2 separate regions of the Homo sapiens genome follow, and region 2 is linked to region 1. A link is an interaction called in ENCODE POLR2A ChIA-PET data of the cell type or tissue named here. Cell type or tissue: MCF 10A. All regions are shown on one strand. Each heading gives the region's core, and the rest is flanking DNA. Links, peaks and the distances in the headings are about the cores only. Region 1 has its middle 23 kb from the start of WDR73. Region 2 holds the start of LINC00933 (long intergenic non-protein coding RNA 933).

Region 1 (8,950 bases), core at 444-8,443:
TGGAAAACCATGCATATTGTAGCCAAATCTGTAGTACACAATTTATTTTTTTTAATAGAGACAGGATCTCACTATGTTGCCCAGGCTGGTCTTGAACTCCTGGGCTCAGGCAATCCACTCGCCTCAGACTCCCAAAGTGCTGAGATCACAGGTGTGAGCCACTGCACCCGGTCTTTTTTTTTTTTTTTTTTTTTAATAGAGACAGGGTCTCTTACTGTGTTGCTCAGGCTTGTCTCAAACTTCTGGGCTCAAGCGATCCTCTCACCTTGGCCTCCCAAAGTGCTGGGATAACAGGCATGAGCCACCACTCGGCTCACAATTTTTTTTTTCTGTTTTTTCTGTTTGGACAAGCGGTGAACCCTCAGAGACTTTATCTTACTCTTATCCTTTAATACAGTGAATCTATATAACTATATCCAGAGACAGTTCCCTTTGTTTTAAATTGTTATTGGGCCGGGCATGGCGGCTCACACCTGTAAACCCAGCACTTTAGGAGGCCAAGGTGGGCAGATCATTTGAGGTCGGGAGTTCGAGAGCAGCCTGGCCAACACAGTGAAACCCCATCTCTACTAAAAATACAAAAATTAGCTGGGCATGGTGGCGGGCACCTGTAGTCCCAGATACTTGGGAGGCTGAGGCAAGAGAATCACTTGAATCCGGGAGGTCGAGGTTGCAGTGAGCCAAGATCGCACCACTGCACTCCAGCCTGGGTGACAGAGCAAGACTTGGTCTCAAAAATAAATACATAAATTGTTATTAATATATAGCAGACAAGTGTACACAAATGTACAGCTCATTGAGTTTTTACAAACTGCACACACTTGTGTAACCAGCACCCAGATCAAGAAACTACTTACCAGGGCCAGGCGCTCCTGCCTATAATCCTAACTCTTTGGGAGGCCGAGGTGGGTGGATCACTTGAGGTCAGAAGTTCAAGACCAGCCTGGCCAACATGGTGAAACCCCACCTCTACTAAAAATAAAAAAATTAGCCAGGTGTGGTGGCGCCTACCTGTTGTCTCAGCTACTCAAGAGGCTGAGGCAAGACAATCACTTGAACCCAGGAGGTGGAGCTTGCAGTGAGCTGAGATGGCGCCACTGTACTCCAGCCTGGACAACAGAACAAGACTCTATCTCAAAAAAAAAAAAAAAAAAAAATCGCTTACCAGGACCCCAGAAGGTATTCCCCTTCCAGGCAGTACCTTGTCTCCCTCTTAACCCTGTCCTGAAGTTTGTGACATAGTAGAGAGTATTGAGCACTGGACAGATCTAGTTGTAGACAAACTTCTGCCACTAACTACATACCTTCATTTTTATTAGAGATTTTATAATTTGAGGCAAGCTATAATGAGATGACTTTTTTTATTCATGGAATTTTGCTTCACTTGGGTTGCATTATATACTTTACAATAAACCAGAAGAGCTTATAGTGACAAAATGGACAGAGCAGTTACCATGCGCCAGGCACTGTGCTAAGGTCTTTACCTGCCATCTCATTTAATCCTGACAGCCCTAGGAGGGAGGTAAGTATCCTCACTCTACAGGTAAGAAAATGGAGGCTCAGAGGAGAGGTTTGGTCAGTTACCTGCCCCACACCTGTTACTTAACCATGACTCCTGAAGTCCACTGTTAAAGCCATGAGAAATACCTAATAGGAACAAATGGATAAAAGAACAAAACATTAAGATAAAAATGATACATTAGTGGCCAGGCACGGTGGGCTCACTCCTGTAATCTCAGAACTTTGGGAGGCCAAAGTGGGTGGGTCACTTGAGGTGAGGAGTTTGAGAGCAGCCTGACCAACATAGGGAAACCCCATCTCTACTAAAAATACAAAAAAATAGCTGAGCATGGTGGTGTGCACCTGTAGTCCCAGCTACTCAGGAAGCTGAGGCAGGAGGATCACTTGAACTCGGGAGGCAGAGGTTGTAGTGACCTGAGATGGTGCCACTGCACTCCAGCCCGGGCAACAGAGCAAAGACTCCATCTCAAAAAAAAAAAAAAAAGATATATTAGCTACAATGTTTAGTCTTCTCTCTTCATTGACAATAATTTGGCATCTGAACACATGGGGCCTCAGAGAGGACTGAGAACCCTGAAGTAGTTGCCTGAATTTGGAGCTACGGTACCAGTAGGGGTCCTTGAAAGCCCCCCCTGCAGATTACTTGAGCCCAGGAGTTCAAGACCAGCCTTGGCAACATGGCCAAACCTCATCTCTACAAAACGTACAAAAATTAGCCTGGCATGGTGGTGCGGGCCTATAGTCCCAGCTCTTCGGAGGTTGAGGCAGGAAGATTGCCTGAGTTCAGGGAGGCCAGGGCTGCAGTGAGCGATGATCAGGCCCAGAATCCAGCCGGGCAACAGAGAGAGACCCTGTCTCAAAAATAAATAAATAAATAAATAAATAAATAAATAAATAAATAAAGGCCTCACCGACTTTCAGCTTCTCCTCCTAGTAAGTCCTCCTGAGCCCTGGACCTCTCGTTTGGTTGATGGTCCTTGGTTTATTGTGAGCTGTTGCTTTTTTTTTTTTTTCTCCTAGGAAGAGGTTGTTTAGGATCCTAATTGTAGTTCGGAGGTTCATTCTAAAGGTTCTTCTCGATTCCCTTTTTCTAAAGACAAGGAGAACGACCCCCTTGCAGGCACCCCGTTTGGTTTCTAGTTTGGAAGTGCATTCTAAAGGGTCTTCTCCATGGCTTTTTCTCCCAAATTAAGTTCAGTGGGTTTGTCTGCACTGAGACTTTTTGTTGACACTAAGTTAAGAGGGATAGAAGGAATTTCCATGGCCCTGCTTCGCAACTGATTCTCTAGAAAGCCCTTTCTGTTATCCTGTCCTTCCCTCACCTAACCACAGGCTGCTCCTACTGTGGGGGCAAGCACAGCTCTCCCCACCTTCATTGAATTTGAACCTTTCATCTGTTAAATAAGAAGTGAAACCTACAATGCAGGGTTCCAGGTTTCCTTCTCAGAACCAAACCAGATAAAATGTGTAAAGTAGGTCCTTTCCCTGAGGCTGCACGATTCTGGGCTCTCCCAGCCCTTCCTTGGTTTTTTTTTTTTTTTTTTTTTGAAACAGTCTCCCTCTGTCACCCAGGCTGGAGTTCAGTGGCATGATTTCAGCTCACTACAATCTCTGCCTCCCCGGTTCAAGCGATTCTCCTGCTTCAGCCTCCTGAGTAGCTGGGATTACCACCACACCAAGCTAATTTTTTTGTATTTTTACTAGATTTGGGGTTTCACCATGTTGGCCAGGCTGGTCTCGAACTCCTGACCTCAAGTGACCGGCCCGCCTTGGCATCCCAAAGTGCTGGGATTACAGGCGTGAGCCACTGCACCGGTCCGTCCCTGGTATTTCTATCAAGTCATTTCCTTTGAACACACCTCCATTTAGCACGTAGCATTTCGCAAAGCATTTAATAGCACTGCATTGTAGTTATTTGGGTTGCACATAACTCCGTGGCAGCGTTTTAGAAAATGCACCCTCCGCTGCATTGCATTCCTTAAGAGGAAGGAGTGTCTCCTTTTTTTTTCTCCCACCACAGCACACTCGCTGCCTGGTGCTTGGCCCGAATTGCTCCCCAACTGTTGAATGAAAGTCAATGGTATTAATCTCGAATGACCCAGGACTGTGCAAGCAGGAAATGAGGAATTGTGTGAGTGGTAAGTGAGGGGGGGAGGAACAGAGTGGTAAAGCATTACCACAGCTACCAACCATGCCAGAGAAAAGCACTTTAAGTGGCAGAAAACCTTAACTGGAGTCCCAGCTTCGTAAGGGCAGAGACCTCAGTCCCAAGCTGTCTCGATATATTCATCTGCATAGTAAGGATAAATAGGGACTAACAGGGTTAAACAGCTGCCCTCGGCCCTAAGTGAAAATACTTTATAAACTGGCGTGGCAGCTCATGCCTATAATCCCAGCACTTTGAGAGGCCCACGAGTTCAAAACCAGCCTGGGCAACATAGTTAGACCTCGTCTCTATTAAAAACAAAACAAAGGCCGGGCGCGGTGGCTCGCGCCTGTAATCCCAGCACTTTGGGAGGCCAAGGCAGGTGGATCATGAGGTCAGGAGCTCAAGACCAGCCTGGCCAAAATGGTGAAACGCCGTCGCTACTAAAAATACAAAAAAAAAAAAAAAAATCAGCCGGGAGTGGTGGTGGGTGCCTTGTAATCCCAGCTACTCGGGAGGCTGAGGCAGAGAACTGCTCGCACCCGGGAGGCGGAAGTTGCAGTGAGCCGAGATCGCGCCACTGCACTCCAGCCTGGGCGACAGAGCGAGACTCCGCTTCAAAATAAATAAATAAATAAAAAATAAAAAACAAAACAAAACAAAAAATTTTTGTAAAGACCCCTCTCGCTCATACCACCAGGGCCGCGCAGGGCGAGAGATCTCCACCTCCCCTGGGAGGCAAGACCCACACCCTCCCAGGTGCGCGAGTTGTGGCTGCGGTTCGCGACCCCGCCCCACTTACCCAGCTGGTAGAAAAGTCATCAATGATTCGTCTGAAACGAATAGGCGCCTGAGATATTCTCCCATTTTATGGGCTAACGCTGCTGTCTGTCTTCGGGCGGCGGCCTCTGGGAAATGTAGTTCCGGAGAACACGGAGTCCTTCTGGGGCTAGGTTTTCCGCTTCCGGTGCTCAGTGGCTAGCCGAATAGCCGTGTTTGGGACCTGGGCTCGGGCTTCTTGCGTCCCCGCTAAGAACATGTCACGGGGCCGAATCGTCCGTATTCTCTCAGCTTCAAGCTCCTCTACTTTTCAACCAGGTCACTAGCCCTTGACTCCTCTTATCAAACTTCCGGAACTGCCACCCCACCAGTGACTCCACAGGCACCAGGGCATGCAACAGGGCTGGGACAGGAAGGCTCTCTTCTTCACCTCAAGCCTGCTGGGCTAACACTTGCGATTTTTACTAGAGTTAACTTTGTAATGTATGTCTCTGACTCTAGAATTTCAAGAGAAGTTCCACTTAGTGACTCCTAAGTGGAAGTTCTAAGATGGCTTCCCAGTGAGGTGATGAAGAGGTTTGAGCTTTAGAGTGCGGTTGCAAAGCTCTTCTCTGACCTGAACAATGGCTGTAGCTGTGGACCAACAAATCCAGACTCCTTCAGTACAAGATCTCCAAATAGTTAAACTGGAAGAAGATTCCCACTGGGAGCAGGAAATTTCCCTTCAAGGGAATTACCCTGGACCAGAGACATCCTGCCAGAGCTTTTGGCATTTCCGTTACCAAGAAGCATCACGACCCCGAGAGGCCCTCCTCCAGCTCCAGAAGCTCTGTTGTCAGTGGCTAAGGCCAGAGAAGTGTACAAAAGAGCAGATCCTGGAGTTGCTGGTCCTAGAACAGTTCCCGACTGTCCTTCTCCAGGAGATCCAGATCTGGGTCAGACAGCAGCATCCGGAGAGTGGAGAGGAGGCAGTGGCCCTGGTGGAAGACTTGCAGAAAGAACCTGGAAGACAGAGGCTGGAGGTGAGCTATAAAAACATAGTTCCGAACAGTTAAAATAGAGGTATGTGAGAGACAGAGCTGCCTTGGGTTACTAGCAGTGTGGGCATACTTCACTATTGATGTTAAACTGGAATTTGCTTATTTCGTGGTCATGGTATCTGCAACTTTCCTTCCAAGTTCAGGCTGACTCTTCAGAGAATGCACAACATTGGCTGCTCTGAGTGTCCGTCCCTGCCATTAAATAAGAAAATTGCTTAAAATGGTATGAGCCTCACTGTGATCAGGGAGGAGCACATGTGACAGGGATGTCTTTTTGGAGAACAGCTCTCACTCTGTAGCAGCCAGCCAGAGGCAAGCGGCTTCGGTGGTCTTTGTCGACATTATTGAGCCTATTGCAAAACACCTGAATTATCCTATGTCTTTTTGCCTAGGGTTTGGCAAGGCAGGTAGGAGCAGTCCCCAGAGAGCTGGGTGGCCAGGATGCAGTGGTCCATGGCCTTATCTCCATAAAGCCTTCCACATGTCTGCCGTCTTTACTGCTGTTGCAGGCTTTTGCATAAGACTGGCTTTTTCCTCTGCTTTTTTTTTTTTTTTTTTTTTTTTGGAAAGGGAGTCTCGCTCTGTCACCCAGGCTGGAGTGCAGTGGTGCCATCTCGGGTCATTGCAACCTCCGCCAACCGGGTTCAAGCGAGTCTCCTGCCTCAGCCTCCCTAGTAGCTGGGACTACAGGCGCCCACCACCACGCCCGGCTAATTTTTGTATTTTTAGTAGAGACTGGGTTTCACCATATTGGCCAGGCTGGCCTCGAACTCCTGACCTTGTGATCCACCCACCTCGGCCTCCCAAAGTGTTGGGATTACAGGCGTGAGCCACTGCACCCAACCTTTCCTCTGCTTTTTTATGTTTGGGATGTTTAAGTTTTAGTCCCTACAGAATTTTGACCACTTCCAGTCCTTGAAGAGGGACAGGATGTGCTCTCAAAGAAGGAGCCCTCAGGATCAGTACTGAGTTCTCTAAACATCCATCCGAAGCAAGCACAGACAGAATCTGTCTGTTCCAGGCAATGGTGAAGTTCACAGCAGAACCAGAGGAACAGTTGAAGCACAGCCCCAAAATAGAACGAACTCTAGCCCGTCCGCAAGAGTGATAAGAAATCGCAGTGTGGGCCCACGCGCGCCGCACGGCCGGGTCGCCGCCGTACCGTGGTGTACGTGCAGAATGCGCAGAGCGAGCGGCACCCGCTTACCCTGCGCTCCTCCGCAGCCTGGGCCGGGCCGCCCGGGACGCTGAGGCGGTGGCGGCAGCCGAGGGGGCCGGTCTTGCGCTCCGCAGGCTCGCGCGCCCGAGCCCGGGTTGCCGTTCGCCGCACAGGCCGCGTTCTCTCAGCCCACGGCGGCGATTAGGCGCTGAGGCGGCCGCCTGCGCTGCGCCGGAGCCTAGGACTCGGAAGCGACCCGGCCGAGGGCCCTGGGTGCCAGCCTCCTTGAGTCAAGGGTAGCGGGTGCATGGCGCAGTGACGGCCCCTATCTCTCTCTCCGCTCCCCAGCCTCGGGCGAGGCCGTCCGGCCGCACCCCTCCTGCTCAGCTGCGGTCGCCATGGCCAATGACAGCTGCGGGCCCGGCGAGCCGAGCTCGAGCGAGCGAGACCGGCAGTACTGCGAGCTGTGCGGGAAGATGGAGAACCTGCTGCGCTGCAGCCGCAGCTCCTTCTGCTGCAAGGAGCGCCAGCGCCAGGACTGGAAGAAGCACAAGCTCGTGTGCCAGGGCAGCGAGGGCGCCCTCGGCCACGGAGGGGGCCCTCACCAGGACTCCGGCCCCGCGCCGCCCGCTGCAGCGCCGCCGTCCAGGGACCGGGCCCTGGAGGCCAGGAAGGCAGCGAGGCGCCGGGACAGCGCCTCCGGGGACGCAGCCAAGGCAAAGGCCAAGTCCGCGGCCGACCCCGCGGCGGCCGCGTCCCCGCCTCGCGCGTCCCCGGGCCGGACAAAAGCCATGGCTGCTTGTTATCCGGTCAATGGAACGGGTTATGTACGTCATGTTGATAATCCAAATGGAGACGGAAGACGTGTGAAATGTATTACATTACGTTAAAGAACGGGATGCCAAGGTAAGTGGAGGTATACTTCGAATTTTTCTAGAAGGTAAAGCCTAGTTTGCTGACATTGAACCCAAATTTGATAGACTGCTGTTTTTCTGGTCTGACCATCGCAACCCTCATGAAGTACAACCAGCATATGCTACAAAGTACGCAATAACTGTTTGGTATTTGATGCAGATGAGAGAGCACGAGCTAAAGTAAAATATCTAACAGGTGAAAAAGGTGTGAGGATTGAACTCAATAAACCTTCAGATTCAGTCAGTAAAGACGTCTTATAGAGCCTTTGATCCAGCAATACCCCACTTCACCTACAATAATTGTTGACGCTATTTGTTAATTTGTGAATACGAATAAATGGGATAAAGAAAAATAGACAACCAGTTCGCATTTTAGTAAGGAAACAAACAACTTTGTGTGTTGCATCAAACAGAAGATTCTGACTGCTGTGACTTTGTACCGCATGATCAACTTAGAATCTGTGATTGCTTACAGGAAGAAGATAAGCTACTAATAGAAAATGTTTTTACCTCTGGATATGAAATAAGTGCCCTGTGTAGAATTTTTTTCATTCTTATATTTTGCCAGATCTGTTACGTAGCTGAGTTAATTTCATCTCTACTTTTTTAATATATGTCAAGTTTGAATTGGAATAATTTTTCTATGATTAGGTACAATTTATCAAAACTGAATTGAGAAAAAATTACAGTATTTCTCAAAATAACGTCAATCTATTTTTGTAAACCTCTTCATACTATTAAATTTTGCCCTAAAAGACCTCTTAATAATGATTGTTGCCAGTGACTGATTAATTTTATTTTACTTAAAATAAGAAAAGGAGCACTTTAATTACAACTGAAAAATCAGATTGTTTTGCAGTCCTTCCTATCTTACACTAATTTGAACTCTTAAAGATTGCTGCTTTTTTTTGATATTGTCAATAATGAAACCCAATTGTAAAACAGTCACCATTTACTACCAGTAACTTTTAGTTAATGTCTTACAAGGAAAAAGACACAATAAGAAGAGTTTAATTTTTTTTTTTTTTTTGAGTCTTGCTCTGTTACCCAGGCTGGAGTGCAGTGGTGCATTCTCAGCTCACTGCAACCCCACTGTCTCCCAGGTTCAAGCAATCCTCCCGCCTCAGCCTCACAACTAGCTGGGACTACAGGCACATACCACCATGCCTGGCTAATTTTTGTATTTTTAGTAGAGACTGGGTTTCACCATGTTGCCTAGGCTGGGGTTTAAGTTAAATTTTTTTAAAAACTAAAGTGACTGGCACTAAGTGAACTTGAGATTATCCTCAGCTTCAAGTTCCTAAGATAAGGGCTTTCTTAAGCTTTCAGATACATGTATCCTCTAGATGTAGACAATAATGTCCCATTTCTAAGTCTTTTCCTTTGCTTC
Region 2 (8,950 bases), core at 285-8,284, 61 kb before region 1:
TGAGTGGATCAGCTGAGGTCAGGAGTTCGAGACAAGCCTGGCCAACATAATGAAACCCCATCTCTAGTAAAAACACAAAAATTAGCCAGGCATGGTGGCAGGCACCTGTAATCCCAACTACTCAGGAGGCTGAGGCAAGAGAATCACTTGAACCTGGGAGGTGGAGGTTGTAGTGAGCCAAGATCATGCCATTGCCCTCCAGCCTGGGTGACAAGGTGAGACTTTGTCTCAAAAAAAAAAAAGTTTCCATACAATATAATTTGTTCCATCTCTAGAAACCAATGCAGCAATAACTGAAAGCCACCACTTGGAAGGTTTCAAGGATTTAGCTCTACCTGTTGATGTCCAAAGCATTAGTTAAGGTAGAAAAAAAATACACACACACACACACACACACACACACACACACTCTCTCTCTCTCTCTCTCTCTCTCTCTCACCCCTATGTAGTCAGTACCAGGAAACATGAAAGACTAGATGGTACAGTCATCCAACACAAAGCACACAATAACTGAAGGCACTGTAGAGGAGTAACTTATGACACAAATCTACAATATTGTTGAGTGAACATGCAGATTACAAAAAAAAATCTGATTTTTTAAGGGAGAGGGAACACATACAAGCAAAGGAGAAAAGAGATGAGCAGATGACTGAAAGATACAAAATTCTGATAGTGGTACATTCTGAGTGGTAGAATTATTGGTATTACTTTCTAGTTTTGCCTAAAAATTTTCTAAATTTCTTAAAATAAGAACTTTTTGTTACCCATATTATAAAATATCCATCACCCCAGGAAACTTAACCTTGAGCACAAACTCTACAACATGTTCAATGTTTGTTCAGTTTAATATTTAAGAGACAACCTATTTTGAAAGAAATCTAAAATGATGACCAATATTTAAACCTATGCATTAATATTTTTCAATCATATCCTTTACATTTTGTAATTTTGATAAGGTTAAGCTTTAGATCCATCTTGAAAAGATAAGTTTTCTATTTGTCTTTAAAATACGACCCACAATATGCCTGTTTTTAAACAGTGAATGATGCTCAAAAATCACAATATAAATTCAGGCAGTGTTCCCTACATGGAATGTTTAAGTACTTCTAACACTGCTCTTTTTCACCGGTTATGAAAACACAGAACAATTATCTAAGCATCTAATTATTCAGGTCCTTTGTTTCTCCTCCATTCTATTAGTTTTATAGTAATTTTAGGGCCTGTGAGGATGAAGTTCTCTGTGACAGCTACCACAAAGCTTACTATAAGCAGACAAATTTCAAACAAGTTTATCACCACTACCAACCCCACCATAAAACTGTCTCAATCAAGGGCAACACAATTCAAGGTTAGCCAAGACAACCTCTTTACCTGTCACTGCTTAAGAAAAGGATTTTTTGGTCTTAATTAGAAACAATATTCTGTATCTATTTTTCTCCATAAATCCACTGAGACCAATGTGTGGCTCTATCTCAAGCACCAGCAAGCAAAACTGCCTGCCGGTATGTTAGGTTTTTGTATCTTTCCAAATGTAGGGCACAGCTATCTTTTGATATAATTTTTTGAAAACTGATGCACATATTTTTCTTGCAAGTTCAGCCAGGCACGGTAGCTCATGCCTGTAATCCCAGCACTTTGGGAGGCCAAGGCAGGCAGATTATGAGGTCAGGAGTTCAAGACCAACCTGGCCAACATGGTGAAACCCGACTCTACTAAAATTACAAAAATTAGACAGGTGCAGTGGCAGATGCCTGTAATCCCAGCTACTAAGGAGGCTGAGGCAGGAGAATCGATTGAACGTGGGCGGCAGAGTTTCCAGTAAGCCGAGATTGTGCCACTGCACTCCAGCCTGGGTGATAGAGTGAGACTCCTTCTCAAAATTAAAAAAAGAAAAAAAGAATTTCAGATATACAGCAGTTGTAATTTTTCTGAAGGCTGGTTATGGGACACGTTACTTTCATACTTTGCTGTTCAATAAATGTGGGGTGGAGAATAAAGTAAATTGACAGAATTACCATATAAAATAAAATTCTAAGTCCTCTGACAACAAAAGAAACTTATAACACACACACACACACACACACACACACACACACACACACACACACAGAGTTTTCCCTGCTAATCATTTTACATCTAAACAACCAAGTAGCTAACCCAGAGCCCACAAAAGCAGAGTAAAAATTCTAACACTTGGTAAAATAAAAATGCACATATATCCCTGTCATCTAAAAAAAAATGCTTACGTATTCAAAGACAGCAATTACAGCTACTGAGAACATCATTGTTAGCAAACTGAGGCAGAGAAAACAAAGGTGCTGATGAGGATTTGAACCACCTAAGCTGCAGAAACCCACTGGATGGTTTCCTAGGTTCCAAGTTGGCATTATCTTTCAGAACGATCTTCTAGAAGAGATCACATAACACTGTTACAAAGGATCTGGAGAAAGGGACCCTGGCTTCATCACTCTGGCTCTCCAGTCATGCTTTACATTTTCACTTCTTACACTCTCTTTCATAGGAAGTCAATTTACAGGCCTCCATCAAGCCCTTAGAGACCTTTTTGTACTATCCATGACAAGTTCTTGATGTTATGTCTGCACTTCTGACAAATTCTTAGCAGTTAACTTACAAGGCAGTTAAGGTTTTTGTTCAAGCACAATATAGCTAGAATAGGGTCATACATTCAATAAAACAAATATTTACCAAGCATTTATTGAGTAGAAGATAAAAAGCACAAAGCATAATTATAAACTATTCTCCCCTGCCATCATAAAAAAAAAATTAAAAAGCCTTACAGAATACAGCATAACATGACCAAAGCAAAAATAGTGAGGACTAAAGAGGGGAGGAAGGGGAAATATCAGCATGAACTGAATATGACCCAGAAGAGCCTTGATGGTCAGACATGTAAAGACAAATTGGGTAGGGTTAGGGGGTGGCTGTCAGGGGCACATTCTACAGGGGAAAAATAGATGATACAGAAGCCTGAAAGGAAAGCGGGCAGAGCACCTGGACAGGACTCTTACCTGCTGCATCCAGGGTACAATGTGCCTTTCCAGAACACAGCAGCGACCCGGGATAGAGGGATCGCTCAAACAGCACCAGAGGCTGCATTCCAACTTTTCCTCCATCAACAAGCCCGTTTTCATTGTTAGTTTCTCCTTAAACACGATTGGCTGAACATGCGGGAACAAGGAAAACCTGACTGAAGAACGAGGCATTTAAGCTTAAGGGCCTTGGATCTGGGCGCGGTGGCTCAGGCCTGTAATCCCAGAACTCTGGGAGGCAGAGATGGGTCATTTGAGGTCAGGAGTTCGAGACCAGCCTGGCCAACATGGTGAAACCCTGTCTCTACTAAACAACACAAAAGTTAGCCAGGCGTGGTGTCAGGAGCCTGTAATCCTAGCTACTCGGGAGGCTGAGGCAGGAGAATCGCTTGAACCCATGGACTGTCAAGAGACGGAGGCTGCAGTAAGCCGAGATCACCCCACTGCACTCCAGCCTGGGCGACAGAGTGAGACTCCATCTCAACAAGTGCCTGCCACCATGCCCGGCTAATTTTTGTATTTTTAGTAGAGACAGGGTTTTACCATGTTGGCCGGGCTAGTCTAGAACTCCTGACCTCAGGCGATCCAGCTGCGTCAGCCTCCCAAAGTACTGGGATTACAGGAACGAGCACTGCGCCCGGCCAAAACCCCGAAAATCTTGAAGGCCTTTCCCCTTCCCCGCCCGGGCTCAAACAACAGCCGGAGACGCCCTGCCACGCCCCGTCGCGGTCCCGGGGAGCAGGCTGGCTGACTGAGGGCGACCATGGGCCCCGAAAGGGCTGCGGGCGACGCGGGCTCCCACCTCGGGGCGCGGTGACTGGGGCGAGAGGTGCCGGCAGCCCCCAAGCCAGCCCCGCAGCAAGGAGCCAGAGAGACGCGCCCTCCCCCTCCTCCCACCCAAGCCTCCCGCAGTCCCGGCGATCGGGGCCAGGCCAGTCGCGGGAGAAAGGTGCGCGCTCACCCGGCCCGGGGAACCGGGGCCTCTCCTGGGCAGGTTCCCCTTTGTCCCGGGACTCCGGGCTCTTCCTCTCCGCCCTCGCCCTGCCGTGTGAAGCCGCCGCTGGGCGCCTCACCGTGATGTTGCAGTGGAGCCTGAGCTGCCGCGGCGGCTCCTGGTTCTTGTGGAAAATAGAGGACAACAACTTCAGCTTGGCCTTGAACCCTGACACGGACATTTTACTCTCACCTCTGGCGGGAGGGGCGCGGAAGGTGAGCCGGTCGGGAGCCGCTGTCATGGCCGCGACCACCCGCGGGACCTCTCGGCGGCGCTCTCGCGGCTCCGCCTCTCCCCGCTGCCTCAACTCTAGTCGGAGTAGGGCTGGAAAATGGCAAGGGGCACCGAGGCCTCTGCGGGGAGCTGTGTGGCGGCCTGGGCGGCTGCTCCCCTTGTAACAGACTCCACCGACAGGAGGCGCTCCTCCTGTCAAGCCACAGCTTAAAAGGACAACAGCACCACCGCCCCCGCTACCGCCTGGGAAAGGGCTGCCCCTACCCCGCTCCCGTCCCTCTCGTCCCTCACCCCTCACCCCTCACCTCTCACCCCCGCGCGCCCGGTGCGCACCCGTTTCGGCGGGTGCACGAGTCCAGAGCATGTGCGCGCTTCCGGCTGCCCCCTCCTGGCTTTGACCCAGCACTGCTGGACCCATCTAGTCCGTTCCTCACACTCGCGGACTGGAAGCTCCAGGCTGCACAACCACCAACTGGTGTGTGTGTATTTAGGGGCGGGGGGAGGTACAAAACCACCAACTCGTGTGTGTGTGTGTGTGTGTGTGTGTGTGTGTGTGTGTGTGTCTCCCAAGGGAACAGCACTGCTGAGTTCAGGCTATCAGCTCATGGACTGTCAGCAAAATACAGTCACAAGAAGGCTATGTGCTGTTTTGTCTTTTGCAGTGATGTCATGTTGCTCATGTTTTATGTTTTTCAGAGTTCATTAGTTTCTTTTTGTTCTCAGTAATATCCAGCTCAATAGATTGTGTAAGTAGAATACCCCCAAACTGAAAGTCACCTACATAAAATATAGTGAAAAATATGTCACCCACTTAAACTATAGTTGAAAATATGTACTCATTAGTTTTGTGTAGCCAACACTGGATAATGGGTAAGGAAGGGCACAGGATCCCAGGGCTAGACTGCCTGGGTTCAAGTTCCGATTTAGCTGCTTGCTGGCTGTGAAATGCTTGACAGCTTTAAGCCTCAGTTTCTTTTTTTTTTTTTAACTTAATCCCAAATGTGATAGTAAGTCTCAGTTTCTTGATCTGAAAAACAGAAATTATTCAATGAGAGTCCATGTGAAAACTTTAAAGTTTTAAAGCCACTTTCTGGCTCAGGAAAGTCCTCAGCTTTAGCTGTTAAAGTTTTAAAAGCCACTTTAAAGTTTTAAAGCCACTGCCTGGCTCAGGAAAGCCCTCAGCTTTAGCCATTATTAGCTATGATTATTATTGTGCTGGCTACACATGCATTAATGAGGCAGGAAAATGCTCAAGGATAACAACCAAGTATCCAAATTATCTCATCAGACCGAAACAGATGCATATGTTTGCATGCTCATGTTTTAGCTCAGAGCCATTTGTCTAAAAGACTCTTGAACTCAGGGGTCCAGGCAGTATCAACTTTACTTTGCAGTGAAGCCATCACGTTTGTTAATCAATGAAAACGACATAATGCTCTTTTTTTTTTTTTTTTTTTTTAGCACCAACCATGTGCCTAAAGCTAACTGTGTCAAAAAGAGCATGCTTCGAGGGGCTGGAGTGAGCAATTCAACTTGTGGAGAAATAAGAAATAATAGTGTTGAGACAAGAAACATAAAACCGCAGGGTAAGGTAGGAATCACTGAAGGTCAGGCAAAGGAACTGGCATCCAGTAATGAGTCAGGCTTTGACGGCCTCTGGCCCTACAGATGGCTCTTTGGAGAGGAAAAAATTAAGCCAGGCCTGAGGCCACAGATCCTAAGGGACTGCTGGCAGCTCTAGGCTGTCTATGGAAGAGAAGCAGAGGGTGGCACCTGGTTGAAAGAGGGAGCTGGGGGGCATGGCTTGAGCCCGCATTTACAGATAGAGTCCCCTGATTCCTGCAACTGGGGAAGAAGAGCATGCCTGGATCAGGGGACCTCAAATCAGAACTCTTCCCACCCACACCCCTTCTTTTCAGGGCATCTTTCACTGCAAACAACAGATAAACTAGTTAGAAAGCTCAGCAGATTCTCAGGATGGTGCCTAGCGGGCAGGGCCTAGCTACCCTTTGACAGTGACTGAGGGTGATGCCACAGGCCCGTAAGCACACATTGGAAAATCTTTACATCCATGGACACGCCATGCCCCACAGAGACAGCTGTGCAGGGTTCTTTAGGTTTGGGGTGCTCTGCTGGCAGTTGCCTTATAAATATATAGGATTAAAATGGGATGCCCTGGAGCTTAGCTAACCTTTACACCCCACTCTAAAAGGAACGGACTGCTAGTTTTGTCTGCTTTATAAAAGATGGATCTGTCATTGTTTTTAGAACTTTTGGAGAAAGATTTCTTGGGAGGAAGCTATCCTGAACGCTTAGAGACTTTTCTCATTTACTGGCACACCAGCTTTAGAGTCCTAGGTCTTCATCCTGGCTCAGCCACCCTCCAGCTGTGTGAACTTTGAGAAGTTGCTTGACTACACTGAGTCTCGTTGTCACTATGAGTGGAGGTTGCTACGTTGCTACTGTGTGGAGCACCTACCCCCAAGCACTCTTATAAGGTGATGGTGAAGATTAAATGAAATAATACGGCTCAAGGGGGAGGATCACTTGAAGCCAGGAGTTTGAGACTAGCCTGGGCAACAAAGCCAGACCTCATTTCTATGAAAATGTTTTTTGTTTTCTTTTGTTTTGCTTTTTGAGATGGAGTCTCGCTCTGTTGCCCAGGCTGGAGTGCAGTGGCATGATCTCAGCTCACTGCAAGCTCTGCCTCCTGGGTTCATGCCATTCTCCTGCGTCAGCCTCTGGAGTAGCTGGGACTACAGGCGCCCGCCACCACACCCAGCTAATTTTTTGCATTTTTAGTAGAAACGGGGTTTCACCATGTTAGCCAGGATGGTCTCGATATCCTCACCTTGTGATCCACCTGCCTCGGCCTCCCAAAGTGCTGGGATTACAGGCATGAGCCACCTGCCCGGCCCGAAAATGTTTTTTAAAAAATTAGCTGGACTTGATGGTTTATGCCTGTATTCCCAGCTACTCGGGAGGCTGAGGTGAGATCATTTGAGCCCAGGAGTTTGAGGCTGCAGTGAGCCATGATCACGCCACTGCACTCCAGCTCAGGCAACAGAGAGAGACCCTATCTCAAATCAATGAATAAGTAAGTAAATAAATAAATAAATGAAATAATGCACACAATTACTACACTAGTACATGATCAGGCACATGATAAATGCTCAATAAATGGTAGCCCCAATAAGCTTTGTAATGTTTTGGGAAAGGGTGTCCTTTGGACTCAGCCCAGTGACAGAAGCATTTGAAAAGACTGATTTGTATGATGGCTATTTCCTCCAGGTACAAACCTGTACCTCCAGGGACCCAGGGCATTGGCTCAGTGGGGCACCTTGTTCTATTTTCTCTTGTTTTGGGCAGCACTGATTGCCCTAGGGCTAATCAGGACTGCCACCCCAGACTCCATTGCCAAGAGTATCCCCCTCCCCAAGCTAGCCATGGGAAAGCCACTTGCATCCTAAGACTACTGGAAATTAAAGGGAATAAAAAGCACAATTTAGTCGCTCACTCTCCAGCTGATGGGAAATAGGTTTTTGCTATTTTGAACAGAGCTGTTAGGAACATTCCTTGTCCACATCCCCTGTTTTATATTGTTTTATATAGGCAAGAATTTCTTTTGGATGTAGAGTAGAATTGCTGAGCTGGGAGGAGTATGAATATTCAGCCTTATGAGATGGAGCCAAATTGTTTTCCAAAGTGGTTATACCAGTGTATACTCCCAGCAGCAGTTCTTAAGAGATCTCAGGATCTCTATCTTCTGGTGATGTCACAACATACAAAAAGAATGAATGCCAGCTATAAACAACAATAAGGATGAATCTTAGCAATATAATATTAAGTGAAAAAAAACAAGTTCCAGAAGGATGCATACAGCATCCTCTATATAGCTTGGAAAAGAAAATGTGGGCATGGTGGCTCATGCCTGTAATCCCAGCACTTTGGGAGGCCAAGGCAGGAGGATTGCTTTAGGCCAGGAATTCAAGACCAGCCTAGGCAACATAGCAAAACTCTGTCTCTACAAAAACTAGAAAAATTAACTGGGTGTGGTGGTGCAGGCTTGTAGTCCCAGCTACTCATGAGGCTGAGGTGGGAGGATCTCTTGAGTCTAGGTGATCAAGGTTACAGTGAGCCATTACTGCACCACTGCACTCAGAGACAGTAAGTAACTTGTCTAAGGTGGCCTCATTAGAAGTTAGCTGCGGCCAGGCGCAGTGGCTCACACCTGTAATCCCAGCACTTTGGAAGGCTGAGGCGGGCGGATCATGAGGTCAGGAGATCGAGACCATCCTGGCTAACACAGTGAAACCCCATCTCTACTGAAAATACAAAAAAAAATTAGCCGGGCATGGTGGCAGGCGCCTGTAGTCCCAGCTACTTGGGAGGCTGAGGCAGGAGAATGGCGTGAACCCGGGAGGCAGAGCTTGCAATGAGCCAAGATCGGGCCACTGCACTCCAGCCTGGGCAACACAGTGAGACTCCATCTCAAAAAAAAAAAAGAAGAAGTTAGCTGTGGTGGCTGGGTGCAGTGGCTCATGCCTATAATCCCAAAACTCAGGGAGGCCAAGGCAGGAGGATCACCTAAGATCAGGAATGTGAGACCAGCCAGGCCAACATGGTGAAACCCTGTCTTTACTAAAAATACAAACATTAGCCAGGTGTGGTG

Evidence for each region. ChIA-PET counts read pairs that join two places held together with the same protein. Peaks named below come from ENCODE experiments on the same cell type or tissue, not always from the same donor. Only the 100,000 strongest peaks of a DNase experiment are listed, where the experiment ranks them.
Region 2: POLR2A ChIA-PET joins it to region 1 with 10 read pairs; 16 of 35 experiments call an interaction of 5 or more read pairs at or near these places.

Annotation. Positions count from the first base shown.
Region 1 is chr15:84,626,830-84,635,779 of GRCh38, forward strand. It overlaps the pseudogene SCAND2P and the pseudogene EGLN1P1. Among named protein-coding and RNA genes, the nearest start is that of WDR73, 23 kb to the right of the region's middle. RefSeq lists an enhancer at 5,015-5,064 and silencers at 6,559-6,908, 7,379-7,458. In MCF 10A, for the core only: no CTCF peak of the experiment used is centred there; DNase peaks (open chromatin) are centred at 4,562 and 7,052.
Region 2 is chr15:84,566,476-84,575,425 of GRCh38, forward strand. It overlaps LINC00933 (long intergenic non-protein coding RNA 933), which reads left to right and starts at 4,174. Exons shown (of 4, transcript NR_038274.1): 1 at 4,174-4,259; 2 at 5,740-5,869; 3 at 6,547-6,776. It also overlaps the pseudogene UBE2Q2P1. In MCF 10A, for the core only: a CTCF peak has its summit at 4,485; DNase peaks (open chromatin) are centred at 4,476 and 4,566.